Linked DNA regions of Homo sapiens: all the other regions are linked to region 3. Evidence: chromatin contacts called from ENCODE Hi-C or POLR2A ChIA-PET data. All regions are on one chromosome and are shown on one strand. The core of a region is the stretch at or near the end of the contact, and the rest is flanking DNA. Distances in the headings are between cores, read along the strand shown. Region 1 overlaps CUX1 (cut like homeobox 1). Region 2 overlaps CUX1 (cut like homeobox 1). Region 3 overlaps CUX1 (cut like homeobox 1).

Evidence for each region. Hi-C counts contacts between places; a loop is a spot of excess contacts on that map. ChIA-PET counts read pairs that join two places held with the same protein, here RNA polymerase II (POLR2A). Pooled maps may share reads with other maps.
Region 1: a loop to region 3 is called in a pooled map, with 4 times the contacts of the local background. The contact joins two enhancer-like sites. A Hi-C loop is called at or near these places in 1 of 168 maps with a recorded cell type or tissue (MCF 10A), 5 of 37 single-sample maps with no recorded cell type and 5 of 50 pooled maps. POLR2A ChIA-PET finds 5 or more read pairs at or near these places in 4 of 52 experiments (GM12878, MCF 10A, RWPE1 and 1 more).
Region 2: a loop to region 3 is called in a pooled map, with 3 times the contacts of the local background. The contact joins two enhancer-like sites. A Hi-C loop is called at or near these places in 1 of 168 maps with a recorded cell type or tissue (MCF 10A) and 3 of 50 pooled maps. POLR2A ChIA-PET finds 5 or more read pairs at or near these places in 6 of 52 experiments (GM12878, MCF 10A, Panc1 and 3 more).

What each region holds. Positions count from the first base shown.
Region 1 is chr7:101,933,268-101,936,035 of GRCh38, reverse strand. The region is part of intron 2 of CUX1 (cut like homeobox 1); the gene reads right to left. Among named protein-coding and RNA genes, the nearest start is that of CUX1, 120 kb to the right of the region's middle. RefSeq lists enhancers at 1-55, 1-110, 56-627, 628-1,199. Within about 2 kb of position 1,337, at least 14 of the 41 ENCODE cell types and tissues checked have a DNase peak (open chromatin) inside an H3K27ac peak, as active enhancers do.
Region 2 is chr7:101,954,592-101,957,646 of GRCh38, reverse strand. The region is part of intron 2 of CUX1 (cut like homeobox 1); the gene reads right to left. Among named protein-coding and RNA genes, the nearest start is that of CUX1, 140 kb to the right of the region's middle. Within about 2 kb of position 1,329, at least 5 of the 41 ENCODE cell types and tissues checked have a DNase peak (open chromatin) inside an H3K27ac peak, as active enhancers do.
Region 3 is chr7:102,060,870-102,063,786 of GRCh38, reverse strand. All of the region lies in intron 3 of CUX1 (cut like homeobox 1), which reads right to left. Among named protein-coding and RNA genes, the nearest start is that of SH2B2, 220 kb to the left of the region's middle. RefSeq lists an enhancer at 1,275-1,574. Within about 2 kb of position 1,511, at least 8 of the 41 ENCODE cell types and tissues checked have a DNase peak (open chromatin) inside an H3K27ac peak, as active enhancers do.

The DNA.
Region 1 (2,768 bases), core at 88-2,587, 130 kb after region 3:
CACACAGCTGGTCCACAACAGATCGTTGTTGAATAAGACATAACCACCGCTTCCTTGTTTTAAGAGCGTGTTTCTCGCAGAGTCCTCTAAAACAGTGTCTCAGCTGTTCCGGCTCCACCTCTGTCCCCAAACGTCCATCTGCTGCCAGGCTGTAGAGTGTAACTTCGGCTGGAAATGTGAGCCTGGCCATGTGACTCCCAAGTGTGCACCCTCTGACACTTGGCAAAGCCTCAGACAGAGTGAAGTCCAAGCTTCACTTGGCCTGAGCCCCAGCATCGTGTGCTGTCCCCAACACCACCCCAGCCTCCTCACGCCTCGTGACAGCCCCACACCATTGCCACACCAGGTCCGGGTTCCTACACATCCCCAGAGCCCTGTCTCTAGCTCCAAACATCTGCTGGGTGCTGCCCTCCCAAGAGTTTCATTTACTACTTTAGAACAAAATGGTGGATACCATGCCAACCTCCCCAGCTGGGCCAGGAGTGCCCGGAGAAGTGCAGGGCACCCACAGCAGATGTGCCAGCATGTCCGATGGCAGGACACAGAGCTGGGAAAGCGTGGACGGAGCCAGGCCTTGTCCATTCATGAATGGCAGTCTCTTTCACTCACGTCCGTGTGAAAAGACCACCAAACAGGCTTTGTGTGAGCAATAAAGCTGTTTATTTCACCTGGGTGCAGGTGGGCTGAGTCTGAAAAGAGAGTCAGCGAAGGGAGAAAGGGGTGGGGCCGTTTTATAGGATTTGGGTAGGTAAAGGAAAATTACAGTCAAAAGGGGTTTGTTCTCTGGCGGGCAGAGTGGGGGTCACAAGGTGCTCAGTAGGGGAGCTTTTGAGCCAGGATGAGCCAGGAGAAGGAATTTCACAAGATAATGTCATCAGTTAAGGCAGGAACAGGCCATTTTCACTTCTTTTGTGGTGGAATGTCATCAGTAAAGGCAGGAACCGGCCATCTGGATGTGTACGTGCAGGTCACAGGGGATATGATGGCTTAGCTTGGGCTCAGAGGCCTGACAGTCTCCAAGTCGGATCTGTCCCAGCAGCTGTCTCACAGATCCCCTCCATCCACTCCTATACGTGGACCCTTCCTCCTCCTGCTCCTCACCCCGGGCAATGCTGTTTTCACCTCTACTCCTAGAGAACACGGCAAACCCAACTGTACTTTGGCCAGAACAGACTTGAAAAAAACCCGAAAGTTTACTTTGGAAGGGAGTTAATAATAAAGGCTGGAAGGCATCTTCAAGGCGATAAACACCTCCTTTTTCCCTTCTCCCAGCCTTGGCATGGCACTGTCCCCGGGGGAAGCGCTTTCTGGGACACAAAACTGAAAGCCTCATGACAAGAGCCAGGGAGCCCAGAAACTGGGAAGGAGGAAGAGGACAGGACGTGGACGGAGCGGGCAACTTCATGAAGAGCCATAAAATGTGTTTCTCGTCTACCAAAAGCTGCAAAACCCTTTCTTTAACTCATGAGAGGCTCGGGGCTGAGAGCTGGGCTTTTAAAAGTCAGATTCGTGAAACCCTGAACATTGCCAAGAAGAAGGAACAATAATTCCTCCACCTCAAAGTTTCTAGAAACAAACACAGAAATAGAAGAGGCACTTCTTTGAATCCAAACTAAATTATTCTGTTAAGTATTGAAGGTTGTCAGAGAGATACAACCAGAATAAACATCTCTGATAATGGGAGCGCATTATAGTGAAAAGGTGGCAACTTTTTAAAACATCGACTATGCTATCTCTAAAATAAACAAAAAGAAGACAAAATTCTCATGACTTTTAGGCTCTAATTTAGGTAGAAAGGAAGTCAGAGAGAGATTTTCAAATTTATACTGTACAACTTGACCTTTAGATCATCGTTACAGTGTGATGAATTCTGAATTTCTGTTCACAAACCTCCTGACAACTGTATTAAGGTTCCATAGGATAGAAACAACTTCTCTTCTGATTAACCACAGGGATTTCAACAGGCTGTGATACACATTTAACATGGAAAACATTATTAGCCAGCTGATGGGGGTGAGGGGAAGAGAAAATGATCAAACAAAGCAAACTTCCTCAGCACGCCATACATGGTCTTTCCGGCTTTTAAAATATCCAAACATCGCTTTTTAAACTTTGATGATAGAAAACAGAAAGAACTTTTTTTTTCATCATTTCAAAGGAAAGCGCTACAAGTTTTTCTAAATTAGGGCTAAAAGACAGAATGGCTATTTTTAAATGTCTGGTTAAAAATTAGAAAGTCTCAAAGGTAAGCCACAAGTATGCGAACAAACCAAGAACACTGCTATTTCTGTTCAAGTACCAAAGACTGCAGTAAATGAATGAATGTATTCATCTTCACTTTATGATCAAAACGGTCAACGGGAGGTAAGAAATCGAAAACCTACTAAAACAGAAATGTTTATTTCCTATACAACATGACACCTACTGAAAATTCTGTAGAAATTCATCTGATCTTAATAGTAGAAGCATTTTCTTCGGCCAGTTCTAATTTTGAAAAAAAGAAAGAAAAGCTATAATAAAGTCCATTAAGAAATCTTAATCTCCATTAAGACAATGAATAATGTGAGAATATGGACTTAATAGTGTTTGTCTAGGAAAAAGGTAAATAGCTAGCTCTGAATTCTTTTTTAAAAATCTAATTCTTTTTTGTTGTTGTTGTTAAAAAAGGAAAATGTCCACTTAGTATAAATACTAACAAAGGCTCTGTATTTTTTTTAAACTCCTCCAAATCCCTGGAATAATGCCTGCCAACTAAAACACCTACTATG
Region 2 (3,055 bases), core at 80-2,579, 110 kb after region 3:
TCAAATGATTCTCCTGCCTCAGCCTCCCTACTAGCTAGGACTACAGGCGCCTGCCACCACACCTGGCTATAATTTTTATTGTATTTTTAGTAGAGACGGTGTTTCACCAAGTTGGCCAGGCTGGTCTCGAACTCCTGACCTCAGGTGATCTGCCTGCCTCAGCCTCCCAAAGTGCTGGGATTACAGGCGTGAGCCACCGTTCCCTGCCTAAAAAAAAGTAACATTCTCTATGGAGAAAATCTGCAAAACACAGAAAAGCATAACAAAGAAAAAAGCCAATCTCACACCAACCAAAAATAATCCCTGCTAAGACTTAGAAAAAGGCCTGGAAGAATCCAGTGTCCTCATGTTCACCAGCCCTTGTGTGATGTGCAGGTATTTGCATCTATTGTGCTGTATGTCTATATATTCATCTTGTCTTTATATTTTTGAACATTTTTCTTTCATTAAACTAGGGTGATACAGCATCTTTAATTCTTACTTTAGGTGATATCATGATCTTTTCTGTGTTAGTAAATATTCTTGGGAAACAATATCAGTTACATAATAATTTGAATGAATGATTTTTAGCATCATTTAGCCGTTCCTCTATATTGGACACTAGCCTTGTTCCCTCCCACCTGTTTTTAGTATATCAATAACACTATAATTAACATTATTGTTCATAAAGCTTTGGCCACATTTCTTTTTTTCTGTTTGAGACAGGGTCTCACTGTGTCACCTAGGCTGGAATGCAGTGGTGTGATCACAGCCCACCACAACCTCGACCTCCCTGGCTCAAGCGATCCTCCCGCCTTGGCCTCCCAGATAGCTGGGACTACTGGTGCACACCACCATGCCCAGCAAACAATTTGTATTTTGTGTAGAGACAGGGTCTCGCTATGTTGCTCTGGCTGGTCTCAAACTCCCGCACTCAACCCGCACTGCCCGCTTCGGCCTCCCAAAGTGCTGGGATTATAGGCGTGAGCCACTGTGCCCAGGCGGCTTTAACTGTATTTCTAATTTTTTTCCTTGGGATAGATTTTCAAAAGTGGGATTGCTGGGTCAAAGGAATACAAAATTCTCAAGGTAACTGTTTTCAAAACAGTCTGAACAGACATTCCTATTATACCAGTTTACCCCTGAAGAAGTTTTCTGAAGGAAACGTTGACTCCATAATCCATCTGATTTTTTTTTTTAAACTGACCTGCTTCACCATCAAGTCATGAACTACATATCCTTTTATGAGTCAGATTACAATTTGGTGTATCTGGTGTCACATGCTAATAAGTTAGCTGGTGATAAATATAACCCATCTATCTCTGCAAAAGGCCGATCTCGGCACAGAAATGGAAATGATCTCAGCTTGGCATCCGGAGAGGCCGCTGTTTAACTGAGGCACTGCGATTCTCATTTCAAATGAGGGCGCGTGCATTTCATCCCTACCACTGTAAGATGCGGAGAGCCGGCCACGCTGAATGTTTTGTCCCCCAAAGCTGCCTCCTTTTTTTTTTTTTTTTTTTTTTTTTGAGACGTGGGCTCACTGCAAGCTCCACCTCCCGGGTTCACGCCATTCTCCTGCCTCAGCCTCCCGAGTAGCTGGGACTACAGGCATGTGCCACCTCACCCGGCTAATTTTTTGTATTTTTAGTAGAGACGGGGTTTCACCGTGTTAGCCAGGATGGTCTCATCCCCTGACCTCGTGATCCGCCCACCTTGGCCTCCCAAAGTGCTAGGATTACAGGCGTGAGCCACAGGGCCCAGCCTTTTTTTTTTAACCTTAGAAACAGGGCTTTGCAAGTATTCGATTGCTCAAGGGTAGAGAACAAAAGTTGTGACTCTTAGCCCTGTCCTCTATCTCCCTTAGAAAGGTGGCTACAAATCCCTAGGTCCAACCATTGGTGCCAATGTTCTCTTCAAGTTCCCTTTTCTGATTTCCCGTTAGTGGAGAGGGTCAGTGTAGAAGATCTTTAGCCCCGTAGCACCATCCTTGGGCCCAGTGACACAGCCAGCCAGAAAGACACAGTCTGGGACTTCTGAACTGGCTCAGGAAGGGTGCAAATTAGGAGAGGGGCCCCAGCTGTGCGTTCCCTGGGACACATGAGACTGCAGAAGTGGGGAAGTGGGTAGGTGCGGAGGTCAGGCATGCCTGCTATCAGAGCAGACAGACCTGGTGGAACTCCAGCTCGGTTACTCTCTGGCTGAATGGCTTGGGCTCAGTTCCCTCAAGTCTATAAAATGGGCATGATATTATTATGCCTCCTCATCAGGGAGATGTAAAGACTGAATGAGAGAATAAATGGGTAGAACTCAGCACAGTGAATACAAGCAGCAGGTGCTTGCTAATATCACTGAGAAGCAAGAAATGCCTTTTTCTTGATGCTCAGATCACCTGTGTCACAGCAATGGTCCAACAGGGAGAAGGGAATGGACCAGGGAGGAGGCGCAGAGCGGAACACAAATCATCCTCTCCCTTCCTTGAACCTGCATTTTTTTTTTTTTTGAGACTGAATCTGTCTCTGTCACCCACGCTGGAGTGCAGTGGCATGATCTCAGCTCACTGCAACCTCCGCCACCAGGGTTCAAGCAATTCTCCTGCCTCTCGAGTAGCTGGGATTACAGGTGTGCACCACCAGGCCCAGTTGATTTTTGCATTTTTAGTAGAGACAGGGTCTCACCATGTTGGCCAGGCTGGTCTCGAACTCCTGGCCTCAGGTGATCGCCTGCCTCGGCTTCCCAAAGTGCTGGGATTACACACATGAGCCACCATGCCTGGCCTGAACCTGTATTTCAACAGCTTCCAAATTCAAATATTTCTATGTAATGCATCCGATCCTCAGCCAGGCAAAGTGGAAGGAGATGGAGTTTGTCGTGGTTAAGCAACAGTCAGACTAGGTGTGTTCATGATGCCACCTGCGAGCAGCTGTGTGACCAGAGCAGTGATTCTGGAAGTTGGTCTAAGCCACAGCTTCCTCATCGCTACCATGGGCAATGGTGGCTGCACTGCAAATGCCAGCACACTGTAGAGAAGGGGTCTTGCTATGTTGCTCTGGCTGGTCTCAAACTCCTGCACTCA
Region 3 (2,917 bases), core at 262-2,761:
CAATGGCCAACTGCATGGTCTGCAGATGTGACCCAAGGGTTCAGGAATCCAGGTTTAAATATTTATGAAAATGCTCAATATGTAAAGGGTTCTTGACAAGGCACGGTGGCTCACGCCTGTAATCCCAGCACTTTGGGAGGCCAAGGTGGGTGGATCACTTGAGGTCAGGAGTTCGAGACCAGCCTGGCCAACATGGTGAAACCTCGTCTCTCTTGACTAAAACTATAAAAATTAGCTGGGTGTGGTGGCAGGCGCCTGTAATTCCAGCTACTTGGGAGGCTGAGGCAGGAGAATGGCGTGAACTCGGGAGGCCGCGCTTGCAGTGAGCCAAGATCGTGCCATTGCACTTCAGCCTGGGCGACAGAGTGAGACTCCGTCTCAAAAAAAAAAAAAAAAAAAAAAAGAAAAGGAAATACTTAATATGTAAAGAGTTCTCTGTGTAGTAAGCATCTGTTTTGTGTGCTGTGAGATGATGACAGCCACTTGGCTGGCAGTAGCTCCTGGGAGGTGTCTTTCTCCACTGTACACACCCAACAGCGCTCTCCAGCTGTCTTCCTGCAGTGACCCGCACATCTGCACTAATGGCCGCTACTGGATTCCACGGTTATGTTTTCAGCAACATCACTTTCATAAGGCTGAGTTTTTTTTTTTTTAATGTAGTGTTACATTTATTTATTTATTTAGAGACGGAATCTCGCTCTGTCACCCAGGCTGGAGTGCAATGGTGCGATCTTGGCTCACTGCAACCTCCCCGCCCAGGTTCAAGAGATTCTTCTGTATCAGCTTCCCGAGTAGCTGGGATTACAGGTGCCTGCCACCATGCCCAGCTAATTTTCGTATTTTTAATAGAGACGGGGTTTCTCCATGTTGGCCAGGCTGGTCTTGAACTCCCGACCTCAGGTGATCCGCCCGCCTCGGCCTCCCAAAGTGCTGGGATTACAGGCATGAGCCACCGCACCCGGCTAAGTGTTACATTTAAAGACAAATGTGTAGTGCAGTGGCTCACGCCTATAATCCCAGCACTTTGGGAGGCCAAGGTGGGAGGATCGTTTGAGTGCAGGAGTTCGAGATCAACCTGGGCAGTGTAGCAAGATCCTGTCTCTACAAAAAATAAAAAATTGGCTGGGTGGGTGTGGTGGTGTATGCCTGTGGTCCCACCTCTTTGGGAGGATCCCTTGAGCTCAGGAGGTCAAGGCTCCAATGAGCTATGATTGCACCACTGCACTCCAGCCTGGGTGACAGTGAGACCCTGTCTCAAATAAAATAAGAGAAAGACAAATGTCTATAGGAAGGTATTTTAATCTAGCTCTCAATCAGTATCCGCTTATGATAGTATAAAAACTCAGTCTAGGTTTAGAAAACAAGTTTCATAGAAATCCACCAGATCTCTGAGATATGGAAGGGGTGAGAAAGTGCCCAACCATGTGAGTGCCAGCACGGCTGTGCTGTGGGTTCCCGGAGTCACATGGAATATGCTGCTGCCGCTCCCAACTACCATCTAGGCTCCCTGGAGGAGGCGTCACACATCGCTGCCCACTGCCACGTGACTTGTGGTGTAACAGCAACTTCCCCCTGGGTGCTTTCCCTCCTCAGTGATGTCAGGCATAGCCACACGAAATGCTTTGGCCAATGGTATGTAAGTGATGGTGTCTTATCTGAGCATTAAGATTTAAGAGCCAGTGTGCTCCCTCCCTCTGCTGCAAGGACCTTATAGGACCTACTTCCTCCACTGAGATCCTAGAATGAGGACCACCCACGGGGCTGGGGCACAGTCACAGCCAGCCCTAGTCAACATGACACATGAACAAGAAATGATCTTTGGTTGCCACAGGCCACTGAGATTTGTAGCAGTTTGTTTGTTACTGCAGCATAATCTAGTAAAAGCTGATGGTTACAGATCTCACGAGTTGGCCATATCTCTAAGAGAGTAACATACAGTGCCGGGCACAGTGGCTCACTCCTGAGCTCAAGTGATCTACCCGCCTCAGCCTTCCGAAGTGCTGGGATTACAGGCATGAGCCACTGTGACCGGCCAAGAAGTGCTGTGTATTTTGAAATAAAAAAGGCTCATCTCTCCACTGCACCACAGGGGCCTGGCCATGCCCATGTGGTAGGCAAGTCCACGCCACACACAGCCAAGGGCCTGGGCATGCTGTTGGCACATGAGGGTTTGATTTCCAGCTCCAACATAAAACAGGTGCTCTGCCTGAACCATTGAATTAACCTCTCTGGGCCTCAGTTTTTTCATCTGCAAAGTGGGGAGATACATCTTGGTTGCTGTCAAGATCAAAGCCGTGGCAGCCCTTGGAAAACAGTGAAGGAACCGCCGTCTCACCAGCTTCATTTCTCAGACGCAGAAACCCACCAAGTTACTTGGACCCTGGCTCCTGGCCCCTCCTAGGGATATGATAACATCCAGCATTGCGCACTGGGGCTGGGGGCCACATGGTCAATGGAAAGAGTGTGTGGTTTGATCAAAAGACAGACTTGGGTTTGAATCCTAGTTCCAGCACACACTGGCTGGGTGACCGGGAGGCAGGTTACTTAAATGCTGAAGTCTTTGGCTGGGCACAGTGACTCACGCCTGTAAATCCCAGCACTTTGGGAGGCCAAAGCAGATGGATCACCTGAGGTCAGGAGTTCGAGACCAGCCTGGCCAACATGGTGAAACCTGTCTCTATTGAAAATACAAAAATTAGCCAGGCATGGTGGTGGACACCTGTAATCCCAGCTACTGGGGAGGCTGGGGCAGGAGAATCACTGGAACCCTGGAGGCGGAGGTTGCAGTGAGCTGAGATCATGCCACTGCACTCTAGCCTGGGCTAGAGTGAGACACAGTGAGAGTCTGTCTCCAAAAAAAAAAAAAAAAAAAAAAGGCCAGGCGCGGTGGTTCACACCTGTAATCGCAGTGCTTTTG